7 separate regions of the Homo sapiens genome follow, and all the other regions are linked to region 1. The links are chromatin loops, found by intact Hi-C in ENCODE. Cell type or tissue: mammary epithelial cell. All regions are shown on one strand. Region 1 has its middle 210 kb from the start of CCSER2. Region 2 has its middle 390 kb from the start of CCSER2. Region 3 overlaps GHITM (growth hormone inducible transmembrane protein). Region 4 overlaps CDHR1 (cadherin related family member 1). Region 5 has its middle 10 kb from the start of GRID1. Region 6 holds the start of GRID1-AS2 (GRID1 antisense RNA 2). Region 7 has its middle 280 kb from the start of CCSER2.

Evidence for each region. A loop is a pair of places that touch in the nucleus more often than their neighbours do. Peaks named below come from ENCODE experiments on the same cell type or tissue, not always from the same donor. Only the 100,000 strongest peaks of a DNase experiment are listed, where the experiment ranks them.
Region 2: it touches region 1 in a loop (6-fold over the local background); 11 of 110 quality-filtered maps call a loop at or near these places.
Region 3: it touches region 1 in a loop (8-fold over the local background); 21 of 110 quality-filtered maps call a loop at or near these places.
Region 4: a loop joins it to region 1, with 7 times the contacts of the local background. A loop is called at or near these places in 3 of 110 quality-filtered maps.
Region 5: it touches region 1 in a loop (6-fold over the local background); 60 of 110 quality-filtered maps call a loop at or near these places.
Region 6: it touches region 1 in a loop (6-fold over the local background); 2 of 110 quality-filtered maps call a loop at or near these places.
Region 7: it touches region 1 in a loop (11-fold over the local background); 8 of 110 quality-filtered maps call a loop at or near these places.

Annotation. Positions count from the first base shown.
Region 1 is chr10:84,538,353-84,542,352 of GRCh38, forward strand. No RefSeq gene overlaps it. Among named protein-coding and RNA genes, the nearest start is that of CCSER2, 210 kb to the left of the region's middle. In mammary epithelial cell, a CTCF peak has its summit at 2,335; a DNase peak (open chromatin) is centred at 1,889; H3K4me3 peaks cover 433 bases; H3K27ac peaks cover 1,514 bases.
Region 2 is chr10:84,714,392-84,718,391 of GRCh38, forward strand. No RefSeq gene overlaps it. Among named protein-coding and RNA genes, the nearest start is that of CCSER2, 390 kb to the left of the region's middle. In mammary epithelial cell, a CTCF peak has its summit at 1,670 (motif pointing left); no DNase peak of the experiment used is centred here.
Region 3 is chr10:84,145,900-84,149,899 of GRCh38, forward strand. GHITM (growth hormone inducible transmembrane protein) reads left to right here. Exons shown (of 9, transcript NM_014394.3): 6 at 2,831-2,939. Among named protein-coding and RNA genes, the nearest start is that of GHITM, 8.4 kb to the left of the region's middle. In mammary epithelial cell, a CTCF peak has its summit at 2,292 (motif pointing right); no DNase peak of the experiment used is centred here.
Region 4 is chr10:84,203,653-84,207,652 of GRCh38, forward strand. CDHR1 (cadherin related family member 1) reads left to right here. Exons shown (of 17, transcript NM_033100.4): 9 at 875-953; 10 at 2,175-2,275. Among named protein-coding and RNA genes, the nearest start is that of CDHR1, 11 kb to the left of the region's middle. RefSeq lists enhancers at 1-140, 141-641. In mammary epithelial cell, CTCF peaks have their summits at 656 (motif pointing left) and 2,126; no DNase peak of the experiment used is centred here.
Region 5 is chr10:86,374,977-86,378,976 of GRCh38, forward strand. No RefSeq gene overlaps it. Among named protein-coding and RNA genes, the nearest start is that of GRID1, 10 kb to the left of the region's middle. RefSeq lists an enhancer at 2,098-2,640 and silencers at 2,118-2,316, 2,276-2,570, 2,420-2,469, 2,480-2,539. In mammary epithelial cell, a CTCF peak has its summit at 2,443 (motif pointing left); a DNase peak (open chromatin) is centred at 2,435; H3K4me3 peaks cover 202 bases.
Region 6 is chr10:85,642,175-85,646,174 of GRCh38, forward strand. The region is part of intron 13 of GRID1 (glutamate ionotropic receptor delta type subunit 1); the gene reads right to left. GRID1-AS2 (GRID1 antisense RNA 2) reads left to right here and starts at 1,891. Exons shown (of 4, transcript NR_199154.1): 1 at 1,891-2,014; 2 at 3,390-3,492. In mammary epithelial cell, no CTCF peak of the experiment used is centred here; DNase peaks (open chromatin) are centred at 797 and 1,837; H3K27ac peaks cover 1,813 bases.
Region 7 is chr10:84,611,522-84,615,521 of GRCh38, forward strand. No RefSeq gene overlaps it. Among named protein-coding and RNA genes, the nearest start is that of CCSER2, 280 kb to the left of the region's middle. In mammary epithelial cell, a CTCF peak has its summit at 2,059 (motif pointing right); no DNase peak of the experiment used is centred here.

The DNA of each region.
Region 1 (4,000 bases):
TAAAATCCACAGCAGATTTCATATAAAAAAGGAAAAATATCTCATTAATAATTGTTATACTCATTACATCTTGAAATAAATTATTTCATGCTGGATTAATAAAAAATAAGTTATTAATTTTACTTATTTCTTTTCACATTATAAAATGGGACTTTTAAAAAATTTAAAATTGAGTATGTGGCTGGCACTGTATTTCTTTCACGTCTAGAGATAGAAGAAATACTCTAGAGAGAGTATTTCTCTCTCTTCCTGGCTCCAGAGAGGTGGACTAGGCACTCTGGTCACCACGGGTAATGCCCCAAAACCCTAAGAACCTTTTGTGTTATTATGGGAGAACAGTTGTCTTTGTCTTCTAGATGCAGGCTAGCTTAGAGTTGAAGAATTTGGCTAAAGTGTTCAGTGGCTCCAAACAACTTTGCTCTGCCAGTTGGGACACGTTCTCTGTGTCAGCAGGCCAGGGATTGGGGTGGGGGTGTTGTCAACAATGGGAAAGGAGGGGCAGGGGGAAGGCAAGTTTGTTTCTCAGAAGTAGAATGAGCCACCCCTGCACCTGAAGTGGGTGTCTCTTTTGAAAAGGATTCTTTGGTCTCCAGGTATACAGTGCTCCTTCCATCACTGGGGTCCAGGTCTGGGCCCCAGCATTTGGACTTCACTCACCAAGGCCAGCTCTGATTTGCTGATGTATCAGTTATAGTTTTCAGAAGCCAATTTGCAAATTTCCTTTCAGATCTTAAAAAGGCTGGAAAGCAGAGAGATGAGGGCATAAAGCTTTGTAAATTATCAAAATCCCAAGCACACACATCTTCAAGCGCACAGGAACCACAAGTCCCCAATCATTATTGTGGTTCTGCTTTTTCCCCTATATTATGTGTTACAATATTACGAGTCAATTTCCCAGAAGTTTTAGCTGCTTTTCTCTGGCTGCACTAATTATATCAATAACAAACTCACAATCACATCAAATGACTGTCAACATATCCCAGTGCGCCATGCTCCATGAAATGACTAAATAAAGCAAAATTCCTTTATGGATTCCTTGGAGTATAACTGATCACAAGTTTGAGAATCTTGGGCTAAATCCAAAAGATGGCATCAAGCTCCCAGGCAGCTGGCCAAAATGTGAAGGCAATCTGCCTGGATGAACTTCTTCAAAATTTCCAGTTTACTCTTAGCACATCTAAGGTCACTGTATGAGTCCGTTTTCATGCTGCTGATAAAGAGATACCTGAGACTGGGCAATTTACAAAAGAAAGAGATTTAATGGATTTACAGTTCCACATGGCTGGGGAGGCCTCACAATCATGGCAGGAGGTGAAAGGCAGGTCTCACATGGTGGCAGACAAGAGAAGAGAGCTTGTGCAGGGAGACTCTGTTTTTCAAACCATCAGATCTCACGAGACTTATTCACTATCACAAGAACAGCACGGGAAAGACCTGCCCCCATGATTCAGTTACCTCCCACCAGGTCTCTCCCACAATAACTGAGAATTCAGGATGAAATTTGGGTGGTGACATGGCCAAACCACATCAGTCACACTCCAATTCTTGAATGAAACTGGGTAGGACCAGTGCCCACCCAAATGATCAGAAGGGAGTGTGTGCCTCCCACACAGTAACTCCCCATTAAATGTGAGTTCTCACGTCAGAGGTGCATAGGGCTGGGGAGCCAGAAGTATGTGAGGTCTCTTTCTGGGCTTAAAGCAGGGAAGGAACCCAGAAGCCCCCTGCTGAGCAGAGGACTCACTGTGGGGTTTGCCCTTTGGTAAGTCTGAATTTTGGTGGTCGAATTCAAAAGCCTCCTGTAGCGTGCAAAGGACACAGCTTCAGAGCCTTCCAGGGTGGCTAGCTCATGGTGGTCACGCCCCACCTCCTGTGGAATGAATGGATTCCACAGGGCTTAGTTGTCTGTTACTGTCTTGTTTCCTGTTACCCTGGGCTATGTCTCTTAGGCTGCCTCCAAATCTTCAGGGCAGCCTTGGAGGAGCCTCACACCGGACTCAGGCTAGAGCTCCCAAGGGAGAGCAAAGCCGTGGGGTGACTAGGTGCTCAGTGAGTCCCCAGGGGAAAGGGAAACTTGGGGAACAGGATGCAGGGCTGTGCTACCTGGCAGCCCTCCTTTCAAAGGGGATGCATCTCTGGCCATCATAAAAGATTCAGTTCTGTCAAGGGCCTTCCAACATGCAGAGCGTGAATGAGGCCTGTCAAGGGGCTCCCGGGGCCTCCCTCCCTTCGCCTCCTTCCTCCAGATGATGTTTCTTTCCCTGGGGTCTTGGCAGCTGGTCCTGAGCTCCCGGCGGCCCATTTCCCGGACCTGCGTTCCCAGGCATGGCCACACGAGTGCGCCCGGCTCCCGCTCCGGATCCGCCTCACCGGGGCTGAGTCAGGCTAGCTAACGGGCCGCGGGATCCCAGGGCCGGGTCCCCCGACCCTGCCTGATCATCTGAGGGGCAACTTCGCTGCGCTTGGAAATCCTCTTGACGACTTTGTCTGCCAGGACGCCCCAGCGGGGCCAGCTGAGCGTCCTGGCCTGCGGCTACAGCCTATGGTGAGGGGTGGAAACGGCGCCCTCCTCCAGTGCTGCAGAAGTGATGAAGATTCCCGCGACCTGGAGGCACCAAGTCCTTCTCAAGCGCAGGGGAGAGGGAGGGCGCGGTGCGGGGGGGTCCTGGGGGGCTCCCTCGGAATGAGGGATGGGTCTCCCGACGGCGCCCCCAGCCAGGGCCAGAAGCGTGGGCGCGCCGCGTTCCCGGTGCTTCCGTGCAACACGTTTCTGTCTCTCCCGTTTTCCAGAGGGAAAATTTGCCGTGGGAAGCAAGGATTCCCGAGCCTCGGTCCTGTCCACGCGGTGCAGGGCACCTGTCCAAGGTGGGCCTGGCCTGGCCCTGCCCAGATTCAGCCAGGTGACCGGGGCTGCAGGCAGATCCAGATGACAACGAAGTGCTCTCCCCTCCATTCTCCAGGCCTCTCCTGCGGGGACCCAGCTGGAAGGCCTATGGGCTCCCACCCCTCAGGGCAAAGGCTGGACTTAAGGGCCAGGCTTTCCAGGTGTCATTTCCTCTCCGAACCTCTGGGTGTCACTCACCTCGAATTTCCTGTCTTTAGTTGGGCATTGGCCGACAGAGCGCGGAATCTCTGCTGCCCTGCTCAGGCAGAAGGGCTTGGCCTCCTTCCCACAGGCCATGGTCCCCAAACACCACTCAGCACCCCCAGGCAGGCTGCACATCTGGATGGGCATAGGGGGAATAGGATCCCACACTCACCCTCACCATGGCCTCAGGCTGTGCAGAGCATGCTTCCAGGTCCTTGACTTTGGGTTTGGGCAGATGACTTTGGCCAATGGAATATTAGCAGTCATAGGGTTAGCAGAGGCTTTCAATGTGCTTGAGAGATTGGCTTTGCATCCCCGCACTTCACTGATTGAACCTAAATGAGAAGCGTTTCCTCCTGGTAGCTGCTGCCCTTTCATCCTGGATCCCATAATAAGCACACATAGAGCAGGCCTGAGCCCAACCTGCAGTGGGAAGCCGAGCCCTGCAGTCCCACTGCCCGAAGCAGAGCCGACCTGCTGAGCCCAGCCTTGACAAGCATCCAGTTGTCTTCAGTGGGCCACACTTACAAGCATGGGAATTAGTGCTTATTGTCATATGCCACTGAGAGCTTGTGGAGGTTGTCCAGCAAAGCTGACTGACCAATGTCCTTTTCTCAGTCAGGCCTGAATGACTCATAGCCCAATTCCATGATACAAATGATATCATTGAGACAATGATATTTTGAAAATTGTGCAAGCCACAGAGCTGTCTTCCTAAGAGCTTGTATGGTGTGTATGGTGTATATGCTTGTGTGTGTGTGTGTGTGTGTGTGTGTGTGTGTGTGTGGTGTATGTGTGTAGGCAGGGGAGGACACTATCTTCAGTCAGAGTTCAGGCAAATGCCCTGCACCACCAGTACAAGGTGAGGGGCCAGGCTGCTACCCAGCATCACCCCGGGATGGAATTCCGCAA
Region 2 (4,000 bases), 180 kb after region 1:
CAGAGATTTTGAAAATTTGGTTCCAGGTGTTCATAGGAGAGGTCAGAGTTGGAGATATGGATTTGTGAGTGACAGGTGAAGTCAATGGCGGGAATGAGATTAGAATTGGAGGGGAGATTGGGAATGAAGTCTAGGGCATTAGTACCTTGATGAACTTCTCCATTTCAAAGTAGAAAGAGGAAGAGGAGAGAGGGAAGGTGTATTACTCTGCTTGGGCTGCCATAACAAAATACCAAATACTGGACAGCAGCATAAACAACAAGAGTGTCTTGTTTCACAGCTCTGGAGGCTGAAAGTCCAAAAATCAAGGTCCACAGGGTCAGGCTCTGTTGAGGACTCTTTTCTTGGCTTGCAGATGGCCACCTTCTCATTGCATCATCATGTGGCCTGTTTTTGTTGTGTGCAAACAAGGAGATGGAGGGAGAAGCAGGAAGAAAGAGAAAGTGGGAGAGAAAGAGCTCTCTGGTGTCTCTTCTCATAGGAACACTAACCGCATCTGATCAGGGCCCCACCCTTATTACCTCATTTAACCTTGACTATCTCCATAAAGTTGCTATCTTCAAACACAATCACATTGGAGGTTGGGACTTGAATTGTGTACCCCCTCCCCTAACTCATATTAGGGGAGGGGGGACCCAATTCAGCTCATAGCAGAATGTGACTTAGAAAAATAGAAGAGGTAAGGAAGAATTTGAGGGACAGCAGGGAAACTGGGGGATGAGAGAAGTTCTTGAAAATGCAAGGCCAACAATGTCAAAAGATGCAGTAATAATAATAAAAAAAGAATAGCTACAATGTCATGTGTAACTATTGTGGGTAACCCTTTACATGAGTTACTTCGTAATTCCTCATATCATCCTGTGCTGTCAGTCCCTTTTTGAGTTGAAGAAACTGAAGTTGGTAGAAATTGAGTAATGTGATGGCGCTTCCCCAGCTGGTTAGTGGAGAGCCAGTTTTCAAACATGGGTTTCTGATCCCAAGTTGTGTATTATTTCCATTGTGCTCAGTTGCTCTCCTGGCGGGAGGTTGATGTTGAGAAGAGGTCACAGGGTTGGAGGGGTTTTGGGATGGGTCAGTGATGGTATGAGAAAAAGGGTGCTGGTCTAACTTAGGCCCATGGGCTATATTTTCTGACCCTTGCTAAGAGAAACATAACTGTGACTGTAAAGAGAGAGGGAGGTTAGTGGCTGGTTAGGGATGGGTCAATGGTGGTATGAGAAAAAGAAGGGCAGGTTTCAGGATGTGGGTTATACGGGGAAGTGGGGAAGTGCAGCCTGGTAAATCTTAGACCATTGTGCGGATTGTAAGTGCCCTTTGACATGTTGTCTATTCATGGGAAAGATGACTCTATAGTCAGTAGCTCTAGGAAGCCCAGCATTCTGTGTTTCTTGGTATCAGAACGCATTTGCACAACATTGGATGTTTTCTTCCCTACCCTTGCTTATTGGAGCTGCATCGCTGGCCAAAAGCTCTGCATGGGTTTTGACTGCAGGCAGGTGCAACCCAACAGCACCTCACCTCAAGCATGCACCTGTACCTGATGCTGCCTGCTGTCACCATGGGTCTCTTCTCTGGTTCCCACAGGTTGTTGGATACATTTCCCCCTGATTCCTGCATTACACACAATCCTGCAACGTGGTGTACACAGGAGCCAGCATCTGCCCCCTAGTGGCAGCCAACTTGGCAGTGCAGCCTCATTTTCCCTCTCTGCTTCCCCCGCCTTGTCCCTGTCATGCTCCTTGGGATTGTACTTCCTAACAAGGCACATAAGTCTTCCTAAATAGTGCAGAAATCTTCTGCCTCAGGCTCATTTCTTTTGAAAATGAAGCTTTTACATGCAGGCCATAACACCCCTTCCTTTAGAGATTCACAGTGTGTGTAAGCATAATATAGTTTCTTTTTTTTTTTTTTTTTTTTGAGACGGAGTCTCGCTCTGTCGCCCAGGCCGGACTGCGGACTGCAGTGGCGCAATCTCGGCTCACTGCAAGCTCCGCTTCCCGGGTTCACGCCATTCTCCTGCCTCAGCCTCCCGAGTAGCTGGGACTACAGGCGCCCGCCACCGCGCCCGGCTAATTTTTTGTATTTTTAGTAGAGACGGGGTTTCACCTTGTTAGCCAGGATGGTCTCGATCTCCTGACCTCATGATCCACCCGCCTCGGCCTCCCAAAGTGCTGGGATTACAGGCGTGAGCCACCGCGCCCGGCCTGCATAATATAGTTTCTAAGAATTTTTACAGAAAAAGCCTCTGCATAATCCAGAGAGCCCTAAGCTTATTAAACTTTGAGTCTCTTTTTTTATTTTAAATATTACACTAATTCAACTCCAAGGATTATAGTGTTCTACAATGTATGGGACACAGATTGAGTTTAGCTTGTGTAGTCTATTTCCAAGGGAAGGGATCAGCAAACATTTCCCTATAATGGGCCATATAGTAAATATTTAAGGCTTTGCAGGCCATAAGGTCTCTGTCGCCACTACTGAACGCCAGCATTGTAGCCAGAAGTAGGCATAGATAATGGAGAAATGAATGGGCATAGCTTTATTTACAAAATAAGGTGGTGGGCTGAATTTGGCCCATGGGCCATAGCTTGCTGACCCCTGCTAAGAGAAACATAAGTGTGAATGGAAAGAGAGGGAGGTTAGTGGCTGGTTAGGGAAAGACAGCAGAACTGAAATGAGGGAAAAATGCAAGGAAACTGAGGGTGATCTCCTCTCACTGCTAAGTGTCTCTCACCTTTCTTCGTGTGCCTCCTGAATTCCTTGATATGGTCAACAGAGCAAGCATAGAAAATAACCTCTCACCCTTCTTTGTGTGCTTCCTGAATTCCTTGATATTGTCAACATAGCAAGCATGGAAAATAACCTCTCACTTTGCCTATAATCTGTTTGGCATGATCAAGGTAGGTCAGCTGTTCAGAGTCACCTTTGACCTCCCTGCCCTTGTACATAGATGTACAGCATTTCCAGAGTCCTTCTCAGCCCTGCGTCATCAGGAGTTGATGAAAGCCTATTATTCTTGCCCATTGCTAGCATTGATCTTATGGCTCTGCCTCCCTAAGCAGGCTGCTTGTTGGTGTAATGCATCTTGGGGCAATCTATGGTGCCAGGCCCAATGGAAGAGGGGCCTGAGCGGCTCTTCCCAACCCCGGCTGGGCTTGTGGGTGTGTAAACAAGCTGTGTGGTGCAGAGCATCAAGTGTGCCCAGCATGTCCTACTTTTTTTTTTTTTAACATTTTTCTTTTCATAGTCAAGACAATAGGAATATATCATTAGGCTGATTCCAGCTTAGATATATGAGAACTGAGAAGAGGATGAATGGTAGCGGGGAGGAAAATTCATAGGCAGCCAGCACCTGCTGATGCCAGGCCCCTTAGTAGGCACTTTGCATGCTATCTCATGTAATCTTCAGAGTCTTTGAGTAAATGCTGTTGTTTTTATCTTTCTGAAGAATCAGAGATGATATATATCTTGCCCAAAGTTATATGGCTAGCATGAAGGGTAGCAGCAATAAAATTCCAGAAAGGCAACACTAACGCCTGTGCAATTCTTTCTACCTCTCACTGAGACATGCCTGCTACTTGGCATGTCTGAAAATGAAGTCCCTGTGGCACTGAGTCAGTTTCTTCCACATGTGAAGGAGTGTATGACACTGCTGTCAAGTGTAGATACATGCTGAAATTTAAGTGTGAAACCAGCTCCCTTTCAAGTTGTTCTCATGTTCTCTCATAGAACATGAGAGAAGCTATGTCTCTATTTCTCCATTCCTGGTAGCTGAACTAACTTGCCCACTCCTTGCAGCTCAACCTTAGACCTTTGGAGCAACCGTATTCAGAGAGGGTTGTGTAGAAAGAGAGTAGAGTCCATGAAACTCAAATGCCTACGTGACTAGTACAGAGCCAGCTTTTGCAGAATTGCTCTCAACAAGCTCTTTTCTCATATGCTGTTTGCATGATTTATTATTAAAATCAATGGCATTGTACTGTATCAGCTTGTCAAACCA
Region 3 (4,000 bases), 390 kb before region 1:
GAAGTAGACAAGAGGGCCAGGTGCAGTGGCTCACACCTGTAATCTCAGCGTTTTAGGAGGCTGAGGCAGGAAGATTGCTTGAGCCCAGGAATTTGAGACCAACCTGAGCAACATAGTGAGACACTGTCTGTAATTTTTAAAGAAATAGAAAATTTTAAAAATTAAAAAAAAATTTTTTTAAGTAGACAAGGGCGGTCCAATTTTACCAAACAGTTTAAGGGAAGAGGAGGTAGGAAAACCTAATTTCAGAGGTGACTTACAATCCCATTAGAGGGAAATTCAAGTGTTTGAGGTCTGGAGGGTAAAGAAGACGTGGTTAGAAAGGATACAGTTGTCAAGCTGAGGAGAGAACCTAAGCAGTCGGAGGCCATTGGAGATACTGGAACAACAAAAGCGTGATTTATATTTGAGTTTTTAGAACCAATGTGGAAGAGACATGGAGCAGGTGTACCAGCTGTGCCTTTGTAAGATCTGAAATGAGGGATGATAAGAACCTGAACTAGAGCAGAGTGTGATACTGGAGGGGAAGGAGAGTTCATGTAACACTGATTCCCCACATAGGGACGAAAACCATATTATTTTCACTGTGTTGTACTTTACTAAAGGATAACCATTTACAGTAGCAGCCATTTGGATATTTATATATTCTTAGGATCATGCTTTTTCACATAGACGTCATGAATCTCCCAGCCCAGAGGTTCACAAAGGCACAGAATGTTTCACTGGGGATGTCAGTTTTAATCAGAAGCAAATAATTTAAAACAATACTTTTGTAATAAACATGACAATATTTACCTAAAATTTTAGGCCCTAAAATGAGGCTTCAAAGAAGTTTTGTGTTTGGGCCATATCCTCAGTCCCTTCTGGGCAAAAGATTACCCTCTTCCACTGTTAGTAATACAGAAAATAGGAAAGCCAAAGACAAGTGTTACAGAGATGAAGATGTAACCTTTTGGGTGTGACAGACATATATATACAAACACACACATAGACACACAGATAATGTCAAAGTTTGTCCCAAGTGCATCTGAGGAGAGGTATCTGATCTTGCTCTTGGGCAGCCAGGGTACCTACTAGAAAAAGCTTTTGAGATGAGACAGTACCAGAGTAAGTCGACCAGATATGGAAGGAGATATTCTTAGGCATGATGGATTGAATTAAGGAGGCCTGAAATTTTGGGGCATGTTGGCAGCTGTGCCAGTTCCGTATGGTTGGAATGCAGAGTTTGGAGTGAGACTGGATCATAGAAGATCTTAAAAAAATTTAATTGCTGCTGTCCACAGAGGATGTGTGAAATAGTTTGTAGTAATTATTTCTCGTTAGAAAATGGTGGAGTGGAGCTCGATATGCTTTTCTTTTCTTTTTAATGTTTTTTAAAAATAGAGACTAGATCTCTATGTTTGCCTAGGCTTGGCTTAAATTCCCAGGCTCAAGTGGTCCTTTCACCTCAGCCACCCAAGTAACTGACATTACAGGTCCATACCACTACACCCAGCTCAGTATGCTTTTTCATGTTAAGGTTTTCCCATTCTTGGCAAAACCAGCTATTTGGTTTACCTGTACTTTATATTAGAGGTTGAATATTTTGATGTTCATAGGTGAGACAGATAATACAGATGAGTGAGGAGGCCTAGTGTGTCACACAGGAGATTGTTGACATCTAGAGGTTACTGACATCTAGAGTTAACCTTTTCAACTAAAACCATTCACCATGTTCTTTTTTTTTGTTTGTTTTTTTAAACATAGTTTGCCAAACAAAACATCTGTGGCCTGATTCCAAGGGCTACAAGTTTGCAATCTCTGATTTAAATTTCTTGGAGATTAGCACCATCTTATTTCCATTACATGTTAATACATTCTTCTTGTCATACACAAGCAATATTTAATTATAACACTGGAAATCTAAGATAGGCAAAGAAAAGGAATGAGGACCAAATTAGCCATAAACCTGGAAGGGTAGAAGTGTAGAATCTTATTTCTCATTTTTCTTTTCCATGTGCTGTGATAATCTACTTTCTATTTTTCAAGTCTTCATTTAGCAAATATGGAGTTCAAAGTGATGTGCTATATATATTTTTTTTAAAAATTACTAATTTGTAAGCATCACTGATTTTAAAGAAAATGCTATTTGTGCTATACAAAAATATATTTTTTAATTAAGAGTTAATTATCTTGGGATCCCTAAAGGGTTTTTGTTTCACCTCTGTCCAACAAGAGTAAAATTGTTAAAAGATGTGTTGCCAGTTCAAGCTTAAGACATGCATTTGAAGCTGTCTGCAAAACCTCATATATGGCAGTAGGGGGCACTCGTGCTAACTTAGCCAAAACTCTGAAATAAACCCAGAGCTTTTAATGTGCCAGAAAAATTAAAGTTTTTATTTTTTATTTTTTATTTTTTATTTTTTTATTTTGAGATGGAGTCTCGCTCTGTCACCCAGGCTAGAGTGCAGTGGCACGATCTTGCCTCATTGCAACCTCCACCTCCCGGGTTCAAGTGATTTTCCCACCTCACTCAGCCTCCCAAGTAGCTGGGACTACAGGCGCGCACCACTGCGCCTGGCTAATTTTTGTATTTGTAGTAGAGACAGGGTTTCACCAGTTAGCCAGGCTGGTCTCAAACTTCTGACCTCAGGTGATCCACCTGCCCCAGCCTCCCAAAGTGCTGGGATTGCAGGCGTGAGCCACCACGCCTGGCCTTAAGCTTTGATTTATTATCTTTAATATTTTTACAACTAGTTTATTAGAAGTAACTAATTGTACTTCAAACCTGTGGGTTTCTGCTTTGTTTTCATATAAAGATCAGTTTTTCTTAATAGTACTTGTCTTTCAGACAATTGGTGTGACCTTTGCAGCCATGGTTGGAGCTGGAATGCTGGTACGATCAATACCATATGACCAGAGCCCAGGCCCAAAGCATCTTGCTTGGTTGCTACATTCTGGTATGTTCTGTTTTAAATTGTTACGAGACAACCTTGACTACCACCTTTTTTGGGTGGCTCTTCACAGTTGTAAATGACCTACATGGAATTTAAGCCTCATGTTTAGAAAACACCATTTTCTTCAGTCATTACTGGCTGCATTATTGCCAGACCTTTGCTTTGAAAAGTTGATTTTGCTAAGACCATGGACATCTTCAATACGAAACTTGTATCTTCTGACAGTCTAGTATATGCAGAGATTTACTTTTGTGTATTTTGTTCGATACCAGGAGGGTTTTATATCTAGTACGCATCATTTGAGAGTTGTTTTTGTCTGGTATGTTTAGAAAAATTAAAAACTGAGGATAGAGAAAGTTGTGCTAAAAATGTTGCTGCGAAATAACAAAAAACTGAGAGGAGTCCTAATAGAAGTGTTCTGTGTAGAAATTTCACCCACTGTTTTGCCTAGAGCAAAAAGTATTTTTAAATTATTCATCATCATGAGATAGTATACCTTATTAACCATATAACTTGATCTAGAAATGTTATTCTTTAAGCTAGTATTGAAAATTCAGTATAAAGATAGCTTTGTGCCTAGTCTATGAGGTAAACGACATTTAAGAAAAAGGTAACTTATTCTTCTTAGCACTGAAATAATGCATTATCTAAGTTTTTTTTCAATTAAGGAGTTCCATTTACCTTTGTTGAATTACTGGTAAATTTTTTACGAAATTGTTTATAAATATCTGACAACTAAAATTACTTATTTATAAGCTGTTAGCAGTCCTTATTACATAAAGAAACAGCAGTGTCTGTCTTAGAAGTTCCCACATTTTAAGTTTATCATCATATGCTTTCCCTTTTGACAGCAGTAGGTTTGACCTTGAGTTATTTGTTTTAAGCTTGTTTATCTCAATTATTATATGAATGTTGTAGAAACTAGTGGTAAGCTCAGATTCAAATAGCTACATGGAATTTGATGGTTACTAAATAAGTAGATTAGTGTTTGCTTGTGAGTGTGATTGATTAGGAATAGTGTTAATGTTGTGATATAGAATTTGAGTAGTCACCAATTTGGGCTG
Region 4 (4,000 bases), 330 kb before region 1:
TGATCCACCCGCCTTGGCCTCCGAAAGTGCTGAGATTACAGGTGTGAGCCACCGCGCCCGGCCTATTATTGACTTTACAAAGCAAAATGAAACACTTTTTGAGGACCCAGTGGTGGAGACGGGCTCAGAGTGAGGGAGAGAGATGCCGGACTGCTCTGGATGGGGGCTGCAGGGTGGGCCAGCGTAGGCCCAGGCCATCCCACTGAGGAGCTAAGGGGAGGAGGTGGTGCTGAGGGACAGGGCTCAGGGTAGGCTCCAAGGGAAGAGGCAGCACCTGGGCTGGGTTAAGAAGTAGCCTGGAGTTGACCAGAGAGAAAGGCTTGTGTAGGGGGGCTTAAGAGGGGACAACAGGCAGAAGTCAAGCAAGACTTATATAGTTGGGGCAGCCCTACGCCCAAACCCTTCCAGCAGCACCAAAGGCCCACAGGATAAAATCTTAATTCTGGGACCTCGCATTTGAGGCCTGGCCTCTCTCCCACCTCTTCCTTCATGCACCTCTGGGGTGGGATGAAAGCAAAAGATGGAGAGGGCAGTGAAAGTAAGGCTAGAGGTTAGGGAGCAGTAGAGGCAAGGGCTGAGTGTGGTGTGTGGGCCAGGAGTTGGTGCAAGAGGCCTGAGAATCCCTGGGCAGCACAGGTACTGACCCCTACTGGTGAGAAAGAAGCAGGGGCTCAGGCTATCCCTCCAGCCCTGGAGGCCAGTGGGTGCTTCGATCCCCCTGCAGAGGAGAGTAGGGCCATGCTCCACCGCCACGTAGAGGCCTGACCCTTTCCTAGGTGGGGGTAGCACCTCCTTTTCATCATGGAGACATTGTTTGGGGAGGGGAGGGTCCCCATATTGCCCATCAGGCAGCGGCTGTTCCTGTTTCCCCGAGGGCTCGGAGGTACTGAAGGTGGTCGCCATGGATGGAGACCGGGGCAAACCCAATCGAATTCTCTACAGCCTTGTAAATGGTGAGTCTGAGCAGCTTTGGGGGCTGCAGCTTTGACTCTCTAGGTGACCAGAGCAAGGTTCCTCAACCTCTCTAGATTCCAGCTCCCTCACCTGTAGGACCAGGATTACAAGATGTATGGAGAGGAAGGGCTGTGTCCAAGACAAGCAAGTCTCTGGGTTGTGTGCTTCGGTCCCTGCCTGTCATGATATCCAACAGCCAAGAGAGCATGGGGCAGGGGCGCTGAGAGCAACACGGAGGTGCTAACCCATGCTCCTCTCCCCCTGGGTATTTGCTCCTTGATGGGAATGCGTGGCAACATTTCTCACACTTTTTAAGTGGCTATGTATTTTCCTCATTCTTTTTAATTGTTATCCCACAGCATATAGATGAATTAAATGAATCAAATGCATTGGTGATATGGCATCTCCCTAGTGCTAGCCCTATATATGGACAAGAAAACTGAAGTTCAGAGAAGCTGAGTAGGCATCCCAAGTTTCCATCATTGTATTTGAACCTGAGCCTGCTAGCTCCACAGTCTGTGCTCTTCCCACAGCTGGGCAGCAACTGAGCCAGATGAGCTGTCCCTGGGCCAGGCCAGGGCATCGCATCTGGTGCCTGGTACCAGAAGTGTGCATGTCTATATGCCCCGGCCTTTCTCTAGGACATGCCTGTGCATACTCACTTTCCAGCAGCTCACATGTGGGCTGCCAGCCTCCTTTCCCCAGCCTCACAGGACCTCAGCTGCCTTCCTTCCCATCACCACTGCAAACCTTTACCCAGTCCTTGAGCACCCACCCCATCTCCTGCCTGTCCCACTCCACACCCTCCCTCTCCTCTCTTTATTCCCTCCCTCCTGTCCCTTCTTTCCCCCCTCCCCTTCCATGTCCGTCTCTCACTGTATGTCCTCCTGCTTCCTTTCTCTTTTCTTCACACACACACACACACACACACACACACACGTGCACACATGCACATATAGTATTATGCATAAGAAAAGGGACACAGTATGGAATGTGGGAGCTGGACAGAAGTGAGTTCAAGTCCCAGATCTGCACTAACTGTGTAGCCTTAGACAAGTTACTTAGCCCCTCTGAGACTGTTTCCATGTTGACAAGACACAGATGACAGGATTCCATTCTATGAAGACTTCCCTAGGCAATGCAGGACGATCCTGTGGCACGACTCCCCTGCGCCTCCCTGTGGTCCTGTGCAGAACTTCAGGGTGCATCTCCCTTGACAGGGAACGATGGAGCCTTTGAAATTAATGAGACATCTGGAGCCATCTCCATCACTCAGAGCCCGGCCCAGCTCCAGAGAGAGGTGTATGAGCTGCATGTACAGGTACCCTCCCTCTAGCTTTGTCTTCCCTGCCCACCTTTGGCCCTGGAAGTCTATAAAGGTGAAGACACCCAGGCCCTTTTTCCTGGGGCCCATAGTCTGGGGAGGGGGCTAGATGTTGTTCTAAAGAGCACCTGCACCAGACATGAATTCACAAACAGGGAGTCACAGAAAGGCAAGAGGAGGTGCAACTGAAGCAGCAATGCCTGAGCATGGGTGGGATCCTGCAGGTGCATGCTGCCAGAGGCGGGCATTGGGTGGGTGGGGGTGGAGTGAAAGCATTCCAAGACAGGAAAGTGCAGCAAGCCCAGGCTGGAGGGGAGAGAACTGATATATTGGGGGAACAACAAGGAGTCAGTTGAGGCCAGAGCAGAGAAAGATGGGCAGCCTGGAGAAGGAGGAAACGTTGGACTCCCAGGCTGGGGCCAGAGGAGCAAAGGTCCTGAATGGGAGGTATGGATCTGTCGCTAGAGCCGGGCATGTGACCTGTGAAGTCACACAAGGACTATACTTAGGAGGATCCCACACTAAGCTTAATGCTCGCTGTTTGCTGTCTTGGAATTCTTAATAATTTCACCAAGGGATCCCATATTTTTATTTTTCGCTGGGCCTGCAAATTATGTAGCTGGTCCTACCCAAGAGCAGTAAGGAGCCATTGGAAGGTTTTCAGCAGGATTACAGCCACTTGAAAAGTTCACCTGGCTGCTCACCAGACCAGTGGAGTTCCCAAATTTGGAGATTTGGGCCAACCAAGATTTTCAGGATCCACTCCCGGGCATAGGAATTCAGTGTGTTTGGGGCAAACCCAGGAATCTGCGTATTATAAGCACCCAGGTAATTCTGGTACCAGTCCCAGCCAGAATTTGAGAACTCTGGTCTCAACTTGGGTTCAGAGGGAACTAGATGAGAGGTAGAGCCATCGGCCAAAGTAACAGAGGAAGACAGCCTGTGGGGCTGAGGGTAGGTGGGATGGAAGAAAGGGACAAAATGAAAAGTATGCATGAGGCAGATTGCACAGAATGAGGAAATTGCCTGATCTTGAGGGAAAGGGATGGGAGAGGGATAGATGAAGCCCAGGTGGTCCCGTGCCGTCAGGAGTACAGGACAGCAGGCAAGTGAAGTAGGTGAGGAAGGATGCATTTGAAGGCTCGAGGGACATGCAAGTTCAAACATCAAAACTTGGGCATACAGGTTTGGAATTGTGGGAGAGAATGTCAACCTACAGGTAGCTGTGGAAGGCATGGGAGGGAATAAAAGCACCCAGAGGAAGAAGAAGAGAGAGGACAATTGGCCAAGCACAGCTGCGGGAGCTGTGTGAAGAGGCTGAGAGTGAGGAGGAGGAGAGGGGCAGGTAAAGGAAACCCAGGAGGGATCAGAGAGGTTGAGGAGAAGATGTAGAGAGCAGAGTCACATTGCTGTGGGAATAGAGCACTTGGGAAGGAGAAAGAGTAGCAGTGCCACATACAGTGTGGAAGTCAGGGTGAAGAATCTGAATGAGGGGTGGGATGAGAATCAAGAGGGATAGCAGTGAAAGTGTCAAGGAGTGGAGTCCAGGTAGGGTTATTTTAGGATACAAAAGACCAGAGCATGCTTACAGAACAAGGGAAAGGTGGTCTTGAAGAGGTTCATAGGATATCTGCCACATGGTTCACAAGGTACCTATGGGATCTTTGCCCTGGCTTTGTAGGCTGTATTAGTTATCAGCTGCATAACTAATTACCCCAAACT
Region 5 (4,000 bases), 1.8 Mb after region 1:
GGGCCTACAGGACCCAGGCGGATGGAAATTAGTGAGAGAGACCTCCAGGACCGCCGCACCCATAGCAGCTGTGTCTGAGCCTGGCTGCGACTGCCTGCCCTCTGCCCTCCATTCCCACATAGCAATCCACCCCAACCTTGTTTCTTAAAACACAAAAAGTCCTTTATTTCTTACACACAGAAGCTTGTTTTAATGTCTTGTTTGATTTAGAAAATGCCAGAAAATGTGAAGAAGAAAATGATGATAACCCATGACACTGCCTCCATGTTCTTCCCAAGTGGCCCATTCTGACCAATGAGACCTTGGCTGAAGCTCTGTTCACATAAAATAAAAGGCAGAGCCTCCGGAGGAGAAAGAGTTTGTTCCTCTGCCTTCCCCCTTCTTCCTGCTGGAAGGTAGACAGGAGACCCGGAGGAAAGCCTGCCGTCCTGTGACCTTCAGAAGCCAAGCAGGGCATGCACAGCCTGCGTTCCAGGAGGGCAGAGCGAGGCTGCTTTATCAGCCCAGGACACAGGAGCCAATCAGACCCTGGTCTTTATAAGCTTCTGCAGTGAATTTCTCAGTTTTTCGTAACTTAACACAAATCCTACCTGATACCACCAACCAGAAATAACCGCCGTTGACATTGTGATGCTCTTCTTCCCATCCTTTTTTCTATTCAAGTATAATTTTGAAAGAGAAACAGACAAAAATATTACTACCTGAAATTATTTTTCACCTCTTTCTTGCCTGTCTCCACCTATAGAAGGAAAGCCCAATAAGGAGGACGATAGTATTTATCTTATTTACAGTTGTATTCTCAGTGCCTAAAAGAATACCTGGCATGTCTCAAAGATACTCAATAAATGTTAAATCAATTAATTAGTGAATGAATGAACATTTTAATGTGAGCATTTCTCTCTGCTATGAAATTCTCTTCCAAAAATGTGATTTTTTTTTATGGCTGATTACAGTTCTATTCCATGGAGCTATCATACATTATTTAATCATTCATTTGCTATTGAATATTCTCCCCAATTTTTACCATTATAAACAGTGCTTCGGTAAAAAATACTTACACATGCATTTTCAGCTTTTATGCAATTATTTCCTTAGTAGAATAAATACCTAGCAGTGGAATTGCTGGGTCAAAGGTTATGCGTCATTTAAGTCTCTAATACATAGTTCCAAAATTGCCCTCCAAAGCTGTTTTTAAAACCAGTCTACGTTTCCATGGGCAATTCATGAAAGTGTCTGCTTCTCTGCACCTTCAGCAACACTAAGCGTTATTCTTTGTTTCATTCTTGATAAATGAAAAATTGCATCTCTAAGTTGTTTTAGGGTGCATTTCCTACCCACTGGGAACACTGACTGTTCTTTTGCCAGTGTGTGGCTCTTTGTGGGGTCACCTGAGGGTAGCGGCCTGCATCTACCATCATCTGTTGAAGGTCTGTGACCATAGAAGGGAGGGTCTCCTTGGCCTATGGGCCAGTGATCAAGCCTCTCCAGGAAATGTTGGGGAGAGTAGCCAAAGGCTAGACTTCTGGAGTCCACGAGATTTCCAGACTGGAATCATCTGGAATCATGGAGCTGACCTTCCTTCACAGGAGGCCGGGCCATCCCCGTGATCCCCTGCTAAGGGTCATGGTGGGCAGGACAGACACAAGTCCTAATGTGGACCCAGAGCCTGGTGGTTGGGGGTGAGGGGAGACCTTGGGTAGGCCCAGGCGAGGACTGGACGTTTTTGGGGACTGGCAGGGAAGGGAAGCTAATGCCAGGCCCTGAGACCTGGAAGGCTGTTACGGACTCTGAGATGCCCGAGGGAGTTGAATAAGGAGGAAGGAGGGGCCATCCAGGAAGCAGGCTGAGCACAAGCAAAGGCCCAGAGCAGGTTCAAGCATGGGGTGGGCTCAAGCCCAGATCAGGACCACACGGCCCGCGCATCCTCTCCGCCACACTCCCTCCCCAGAGGCCGCGCGCGCCCGCATGCCCCGCTCAGGCCCAGCTCGTCCGCAACCTAATGAAAGCCGAGGTGGGGGTTGTCCAAACATCTCCCGACCCTCACTCTGTGCCTGACCTGGGCCGCGCCCTGAGCCACCGCGCAATTGCCCACATTTCACAGATGGGGGGATTGTGCACGGACCAAGAATGGTCAAGGGCCTCCAGGCCCCACGAGGGGCCGAGAAATAGCCACGCGCGCCGGGGGTTTGAGGGCTGGAGAACCTCATGGAAGAGGCGGTGGGGCGCCCTGCCCCAAGAGACCCCGGGCTGAACAGAGACAGCGGTCTCCGGCCCCCGTGCCCGCCCTACTGGGCTGACGGCTACACGGGCTGGTCTGCCGATTCCGCAGGTGACAGCGCGAGGGACGCAGCGAGGGCGCAGGCCGCCGCGAGGCGCGGTTTCCAAGCCCAGTCGCCGGCGCCGCCCAGGAGCAGCCGCAGTGCAATGCTGCCCCCTGCCGGCAACCGCGGGAACGGGCCCCAGGCGCTGCCGCGCGAGCCGCCCCAGGAGGGAGGACCTGTCCCAAGGATAACCGCACCTCTACGTGGTCCGGAAGGCCTGCACGCTGATGGGCGGTGGGAAGCCCAACAGGGCCTGGTCTCAGTGAAAATAACAGCAATAGCCCACATTTACATAGCGTTTACTACGAGACAGGCACTATTTTAATGCTTTGCATACATTAACTCATGTAATCCTCACCCAATCCTTCACAAGGGAGGCGCTCTTATTATTCCCATTTTACAGAGCAGTAAATGGAGGCACAAGAGAGTTATGTAACATGCCCAGCTGGTATGTGGCAAAATAGGATTTGAACCCAGGCATTCTGGCTCCCCAGCCCACGTCTTTGAACTATCTGCCAGTCAGAAAAGCCAGTGGGGGATCCACTTTACACAGCCCAGCACCCCTGTGTAAATTCCTGCGGATTTCTAGAGCCCAACCCCCATGGTCAGCCCCTGCTGCAAATAACAGGCAGGCGTCCTATAGCGTGGATCATTAACCATTCTCCGTCTGGACCACACACGGAGGGACTGGGACCCTGGATTTCCCAGGGGTCTGTTGGAGACTGCCTGAGCCTTCCCTGAGAGCCTTAAAAGGCCAGGATCCAAAGAGGTGACCCCAGTGTCCTCCTCCTCAGGCCATCCAAGATCCGAAGCAGGAAGAGGGCCTGGGTGAGCTCAGCTTTTGTGAAGAGCTCACTGTGTGCAGCATCTGTCCTGGCAGCCCCCAGTTCTTGCCGCTTCCCCCTCACCCTGATTCCTGCCAAAGTTTCAGGCTCAGCTCTGTCAAAACAGTAAGTCAAATTGTGACAGTCCTACTTAAAGCTCTTTACTACAACTCAACAACAAAACCAACCTGATTAAAAAATCAGGCAAAGGACATGAATAGACGTATCTCCAAAAATGAGATATAAATGACCAATAAGCACATGAAAAGATGCTCAACATCACTAGCCATTAGGGAAATGCAATAAAAACCACAATGAGATACCACCTCACATCCATTACACACTAATCACAATCAATCAATAAATCAAGCAAGGATGTGGAGAAATTGGAACCCTTGTGAATTGTTTGTGGGAACGTAAGAGGGTGCAGCCGCTATGGAATACAGTAGGCCATTTCTCAAAAAATTGAAAATAGAACTACCATATGATTTTCAATTTAACCGAAAGGGTCAAAATCTCACTTAAAGAGTATATTAAGTGCAAAGTTCAAGGACAAGTGGTCCAGGAAGCAAAGATTCCAAAGGATGGAAGTCAGTGTAGATCCAAAGTGTAGAAGTTTAGGATCGTGCATACAGATAAAGTTTAGGGAAGCTTAACAGAACATTTAACATCTTTTTATGTAAGACTTAATACATAGTTACAATGATCTGATTAGTCAAGATGGTCTTTTTCTTCTGGGAAAGGTACACTTAACATTCCACACTGAAGATATAACTATCATGGGGTCTTGGCTGCTATCTGGTCTAAGTTAGGTACAGGACAATAAAAAAGGCAGTTAATTTATAACAAAGATCA
Region 6 (4,000 bases), 1.1 Mb after region 1:
ATAGCAGGAAAGCAGCCATAAACAGCATGTAAATAAATGAGTTGGGCTGTTGTCCAATAAACCTTTATAAAAACAAGCTGTAGGTCAGATTTGACCAGGAGTCAGAGTTTGCCAATCCTTGGTCTAGTCTTTCCTTAGGCCTGATAAGTGCATGTGGCTGAGAGAAACGGAAGCAGCCTCTCTCCTCTCTCTTTGTGACACATCTTTCAGGACCAGGAAAATCTTCTCCCTTACAGAAGGTTATCAAGAGACAAGCCTGACAGGAACCCTGGAGCTATTTCTCTTGTCCCTTCCACCATGAAATCTAAAGGGGGTAACCTGCTAACTGATGACAGGAATCTTGTCTCCGATTTATCTGCCTCTGCTCAGTCAGACAGCAAACAGATGACTCATTCAGGAACAATCCTGTATTTATTGAGACTTACTGGGTGCCAGGCAGGTTTGTTGTGAAAATGGTGTGTTGTCGTCTCTTAATAAATAAAAATTCCCTCCTGTTCCAAATTCTTTCATCTTTGCCTCATCAAAGCCTGACAAGGTCTCACTTGTCCTTATCTTAGTGGCCACTGGCATGGTAAATCCTTTATTTGCATCTTTTGCTACTGATTTTTTAACATTATTGTATTCATGAGTAAGACTCTATTTCCAGAGGGTTAGTGATTTCCTAAGTGCCACCAATGGACAAGGAGTAGCTAGAAAAATAAGGAAGTGTTTCTCTAATGACTCATCTCCAGGTTTATTACCCTCCAGAGGCTCAATGATGTGTATTGGCATGAAGGAGTGGATCTCAGAGGCGAGCCAACCATGACATAACCCTTCTCCAGTTCTGATACCGTGGACAAGTGATCACTCTAAACAATTCCCCACCTAAATTGGTTTCATGTCATTAAAAGCCTTAGGACTCCCAAGGAGAAAATAACAGCATACCATCCATACCAACCTCCTTGACTTTTGCAGCAATTAGACATTGCTCCACTACCAAACACTCCCTGAAAATGGAGCTGAGTCATCAAGGAGCAACTGAAAATCAGAAGTGTGATTATCTGTCAATTGCTAAAGAAGTTTCCAGGAGAAGCCCCTCGGTGGGCTTCTCCTCACCTTTGCCAGGCTGCCTACACTGCATGGCAGCAGACTCTGTTTGGGATTTGGAGAGGCTGTTCCTCCCTGAATACTAGGCCCATAATACCCTACTTGCTGGATTTGTTCTGTAGTTTCTGGATTCAAGTCGTCATCCTCACTTAGGGCACAGCCATCTCCAGACTGGTCTGCTCTCTGGGCTCAGGGATTCACAAGGTTACTGAAGCCATAGTCTGGGGGCAGGGAGCAGAGGGGCCGCTCCATAGGAGTAGGGAAGAAGACAGATTTCAGACAAGCATTTAAGTCCAGTAGTCATCCAAACAGGCACACGAAGAAGGAGGATTTGAGAGTAAATCTGAGCTTTTCTTCCACTAAAAAAAATGCAGCACACTTCATTGTCTGACAATACTATAAACTCACTTTTATGACACTAGTTATAAAACCCTTAACATTTGTCTAGTGCTGGCAGTCAGTTTTTTTTTTCTTAGAGATCCAAATGCAAGAGAGAGATTTGTGATCCCAAAGCCAGCTTGGGGTTCATAAAATGAAGGTACCATAAAACTAATCCATCTTATGTACTAACAAAGATTAAATTCTATACCATGAAGTGATAGGCATTGATAAGAAATCCTTTGTTTGCATCGTTTGCTACTGATTTTTTAACATTGTTGTATTCATGAGTAAGACTAAATATCACCAGACGGTGAGTGGTTTCCTAAGTGCCGCCAATGGACAAGGGGTAGCTAGAACAATGATGAGGTGTTTCTCTAATGACTCATCTCCAGGTTTATCACCAACCAGAGGGCTCAGTGGTGTGTGTTGGCCTTTCTGAGGCATAAGCAGGCACATGTCGCCTGCAAAGAGGGAAGGGGTGGGTACTTGTGAGGAGCCCAGCACTGCCTTGCTTGGTCTGGACTTACGCATTTGGAAGAGTAGGGAGGTGAGCAGAATGAGATTAATGACAACCTTTGCTTCAGGATACCCATACATTTCTCCAGGAATGGCTCACTTTTTGAATTAACTCATTAACTAATTTTCTAAAATCTCCTGCTAATCTAAACCTAACACCAACTCTGACTTACCAACAATGTCCTTCTCTCTTCTCTGCTGCTCTGGCTCTCCCACCTGTAGCAACCACTGTGGTGAATCTTGTATTTTATCATTGCTTTGGATGTGTATGTGTATATTTTATACATTTTTAAGAGGGTATAATATTCTGTGTTACCTTCTATTAGTTGACCCGTATGAAATTGCCTTAATGTTTTATTTTACTCAATATTATTCTGCTAAGATTCATCCATTTCATTGTAGACAACATCTTTCTTTATATTGTTAATGGTCATTTGGATGGTTTCCAGGGTTTTGGTTCTACAGGAAGTGCTACTATGGCCTTTCTTGTCTCCAAAAGTGCATGTGGACATTTATTTTGGGTGGATACATTGGAGTGTAATTGCTGGGCCATACAGTATGTAAGTGTCCCATTTTATAAGAGAATGCTAAGCTCTTCTCCAAAGTGATTGTACTGAGCACACCCCCATCAGCAATTAACCAACTGTTACTCCACGTCTTCTTCACCGCCTCTCATTTTGTGCCAAACTAATTGGTGTAAAATGATATAATCTTTATGGTCCTGATTTGTATTTCACAGATCACTAATAATTTTGAACATCTCTTCATTTGATTACTGGCCATTTGTGTTGCCTCTTCTGTGGAAGGCCTGTGCAAGCCTCTTGCCAGTTTTCTATTAAGTTGTTTGAGCTTTTCTTATTAATATATTCTTGACAGTAATCTTGCATTGGTTATATGTATTGTAAACATCCCCTCCCAGTGTGTGACCTACCTTTCTATTTTATTTAAAGTGGCTTGTAATGAATAGAACTTTAACAAAGTCAAAAGTAGCTATCTTTTTTTTTTCTAAGCAGTGCTTTTTTTTTTAGCATTATGCAATGAATCTTCTTAAGACCCTGTGTGGATGACAGTATTGGCTCTCTCTGAGAGTCAAAGAAAGCCAGGAAAGGGAACGCGAAGGCCATTTGGCCCAGGCCTCACATGCACAAAAGGCCTTAAATCAACATTGTGTTCATTATCTTCAAATGAGGTCACCTACAGCCACAAAGATTCACTGTCAGGGGTGAAAGAAGATCCTGCAGCTTAAGGCTAGAGCATCATCCTTTGCAGTGCAGTGAGAACTACGAGGTTTTAATAAATCTTGTAAGCATGAGAATAGCACAGTTACACTGCATTCTATTGTTATTGTCAAAGTATCACTTTGTTAAATCTAAACATTCAAAATTTATCATGATATGTATTTTCAGATCATTTAAGTCTCTAAGGAGACCACCAAATGGAAAGTTGCCCAGGTCTTTCTCAAATCCAAGAGTTCCCAAACAAGGAGAATGGTGTGCTCCATTTCACAATGTTGGTAACTTACGAAACTGGAATTCACACCTAAATATGTCAAGCTCCAGAGCCTAGACATCTTCTGCTGTTCAATGTGGCTAAATGGCAATGAAAAATCATCCTGAGCATGGGATCCTGTACAAGTCATCCTGTGCACGACCATCTTCCCAGTGGGCCTCACTCTACATGGCACCACAGCTAGGTGCCCCAGCCTGTCATGGGATAGAGGCTGCACTCTGCCTGATGCCCATGTGTTTCCAAAGCAAAGGGGGACTCAGGCCTCTCTCCCTTGACCCCTCTGGGGCACATCAGGGAGGGGCTGGCAGATTGCTGAGGACCATGAAGGGCAGGGCGGTGGGCTTTACTGGCCCCAGAGCTTGCCCCAGGCTGTCCTGACATCCACTGCTCTCTGCAGGAAGGCCAAGAAGTCACTGGAGTGGCTGGGGGGGCAGCACAGGGATGAGTGTGTGTGTGTGTGTGTGTGTGTGTGGCAAGGTGTTAGTGTGCCTGTGAGGGTATGCATGAG
Region 7 (4,000 bases), 73 kb after region 1:
TCCTGCATGTGTACTCAAGAATTTAATTTTTTTTTTTTTGAGATGGAGTTTTACTCTTGTTGCTTAGGCTGGAGTGCAATGGTGAGATCTCGTTTCACCACAACCTACACTTCCTGGGTTCAAGCGATTCTCCTGCCTCAGCCTCCTGAGTAGCTGGGATTACAGGTGCCCACCACCATGCCCAGATAATTTTTTGTATTTTTATTAGAGACGGGGGTTTCACCATGTTGGCCAGGCTGGTCTTGAATTCCTGACCTCAGGTGACCCACCTGCCTTGGCCTCCCAGAGTGCTGGTATTACAGGTGTGAGTCACTGTGCCCGGTCCTTACATTTTTAAAAAATAAGTCCTGGTATTTTTTTTTTTTTTTTTGAGACAGAATTTCACTCTTATTGCCCAGGCTGGAGTGCAATGGCGCAATCTCGGCTCACCACAACCTCTGCCTCCCAGGTTCAAGCGATTCTCCTGCCTCAGCCTCCCAAGTAGCCGGAATTACAGGCTTGCGCCACCACACCTGGCTAATTTTGTGTTTTTAGTAGAGACGGGGTTTCTCCATGTTGGTCAGGCTGGTCTCGAACTCCCGACCTCAGGTGATCCATCCACCTCGGCCTCCCAAAGTGCTGGGATTACAGGTGTAAGCCACCGTGCCCTGCCAGGTCCTGGTATTTCATTGCTTTCTTTTTCAGGTGGAGCTTTACAGTATGTCTTAGCCTTGACCTGTGGAAAGGCAGACGTGCTGCTGCAGCCCTGGCTTGGCTGCTACCTGAGGGCCCTCGTGAAGCTCTGGGTCCTGGCCATGCTGTGGTGGCTTCTGGCTATACAGATAATGAGAGGAGGTGAGCAGCGGTGGGAAGGGAAGAGGAGGGGGCCCTGAGAGGGAATCAGGAGCTGAGCCTGAATCCTGAGGTCTAGGAAGGGCTGTGTGTCCCGGGGGGAGCCACTTCCTCTCCAAGAGCCCCAGCCCTTGTCTGCAGCAGGGGGTTGAGTAGATACCTAAGGGTCCTCCCAGTTAGACAGATGCTGAGATTCTGATCCGGAGTCTCACATAGCCCTGTTGTCCTGTCTGCTTTTGGGAAGGAGCTTCCTCCTGAAGGAAACTGACCATGACTATGCGAGTGGCCAGGCTCCCACTCTTATCATCCATCTGCTTCATATGGCAATAGCTTGATCGTCATTTCTTTCATTACCAAAGTATTAAAATATGTAACAATAGAAAAAAAAAGAAAAATGACAGGAATAAGCATTATAGTCCTCTTTCCTAGGGACAGCCCCTGCTGACACGAGGGGGAGCATCTTTCCAGTCTTTGTCTTGTGCTTATAGTTCATGCTTTATCTTTGCCAGATCATTTCTTCTTAAATACAGCGTTATAACGTGACTTTCAGCAATTGAATAACGTGAACGCTTTATTCTAGCATTCAAGGCTGTCTATCTTTACAGACTTGTCTTTTACGCTTTCCCTCTCTGTGTCTCTCACTCGCACTCTTGCTTCTCCCCAAATGAACCCTGTCGATCCCCTCTCATGCTGTAGAAGCCATCTCCCGGGGCTTAGCACTCCACCTCTAAACTGAATCTATTCTGTGACGCTGGGAAATTCTGACTTAATCATTCCGCACCTTGCTTCCTTGATTACTCCACAGTATCTTTTGTGTTCCTGATCTTATGTCATTTCTGAAGGCTTACCGTATCCTCTGGCTGTCTGTCCACTCTGCTTGTGTGTTCCCACAGCTGTTATTCATACCTTAATCGGCACCTTTCTCACTGTATTGTAATTGTCTGCATGCTTCTTATTTAACGCCAGTTCTGGAGCTGCCCGCAGTGTTGCACGCTGAGTATTTGCTGTCTGGGTTGAGTGTGTGTGTGCGGCTGGTCAGATGCCAGGCGCTGTCTGTGTCACCCAGTGTGTGCACATGGTTGGTTACTTGGGTGTCCTGCTAAACCATGAGCCCCCTGCAGGCAGAGTCCACACAGAATGGATCCATTCCCATTTGTAGGGCTGGGAAAAGCTCCTCCTGGCAGGGCTGGGTAGACTCTGGCCTGTGACGCTTAGGGCTGGCTGAATTCAAGACCACAAGATGTCAGTGTTGTCTCAGCCACAGAGGAACAGCCAGGGCTGTGGCTCTTATGCCTTGCCTAGGTAATTCTGTGAGTTGGGCAAAGCCCAATTTAAACAAAATATGTGTGTCTGTGTGTTATCTTTTGCCCTGTCTTCAAATCCAACAGCCAACAGAGTAGGTGGCCAGTGAATTCGTTGCTGATCATGGGTCTTGTCAAGGTACAGAGGCAACGTGTCTTTCTTGGGGGAACTGGGGGACTGCCATTCTCAGCTCTGACCTCCAGTCAGCAAGTCCAAGGGCACCGCCAGGAGCAGCACCCCTACTGGTGGTGGATGACAGAATGACAGAATTTCTGAGTTCTCACTTCTAGCTTGGAATGTCAGAAGGGTGTTGAGCAGGAAATCAGAAGGGCTGGGTCTGTCCTGACTCTGCCCCATGAAGGATTAAAAACTCAGGAAAGGCACATGATTCTCCAAGTCTCCAAGCCGCATTTTCCCCTAGATGGGCTACCTGGATTAGCAGTGAGCTACCTGATCCCCAAGGCTGTGGCTTCTGCATGTGGCCTCTAATCTATTTCCAGGTGAATGGTTACAAAGCCGTCTTCACCCTGTATCTTCGCACATGACCTAGTTGCAAATCTGTTAGTGGCCAAAACCAGCATCAGTGTTCTCATGGATGTTCTGCTATTCATTCAGTAGCAGATGAAATTCGGATTACTTTAAAAGCAATTTTTAAAAAAAATTTTGAATGGAAAAAAGTAATTTCCAGTAAATATGTTAATTTTCCTTGAACTTGTTCTTAGCAAAACTTTTTCTGTCCTGGATGCTCTCCGTAGGCCCTCTTGATTCTATTCTGGATCTTTTTTTTTTTTTTTTTTTGAGATGGAGTTTCACTCTTGTTGCCCAGGCTGGAGTGCAATGGTGCGATCTTGGCTCACCGCAACCTCTGCCTCCCGGGTTCAAATGATTCTCGTGCCTCAGCCTCCTGAGTAGCCAGGATTACAGGCATGCACCACCACGCCCGGCTAATTTTTGTATTATTAGTAGAGATGGGGTTTCTCCATGTTGCTCAGGCAGGTCTCAGACTCCTGACCTCAGGTGATCTGCCCTCCTCGGCCTCCCAAAGTGCTGGGATTATAGTCATTCTATTCTGGATCTTAATGCCATTCCAGAAAGCCAAGCACCTTAAGGCTTCACAAATATTCTGATTTTGCATAGACACTGTTGAAAAGAGCATCTTTATAATAAATTCCAAATTGATTGTATTATTTAATATCTTCTAAAGACATCACAATGACTTATTGATTTTTTGAAATTAAAATTAAAAACAAACCTACACAATTGTTTGTAATTCACCAGATGTCAGGATCTGGGATCTGCTGAAGCCAAAGCCTCATTTTAAAATGTTGAAAAAACATTTCAATGAAAAATCAATAAAATATATGACAGTAATGAAAAGATGAATAATGATCTGAAACAGACCCTTCCCTTTGATTCAATGTTATACAAAAACATTGAAAGCATCCAAAATGTAACTTGACTATAAGGTTAAAGTTGGGATTGGGAATGGGTAGAAAAGATATGGCAGAGGGAAGGAGTGCTTACTTTCCAGGTACTGTGTTAAGCACTCAAGTTCCCCAGTTGTTTACAATATATTTGAAATATGAACATATGGACTTATTTCTGCTGCTGCTATAATAATTCCTATTCACATAGTTAGATTCCCAGTGTCCCAGGTCTCATCTGCACAGCTGTAGCTGACTTGGGGAAGAGGTGACTCTAACAAGCTTGTGAGGCTGGAATAAATACATCAGTACCATGGTAGTACTCATATGTCACTTGCTTACATGCCAGTTATTCTTCTAAGCACTTTAGTTATATTTTAATCCATTTGATTCTTTTAGCAGCCTATAAGGACAGATTTACAATGATTGTTACTCCCATTTTA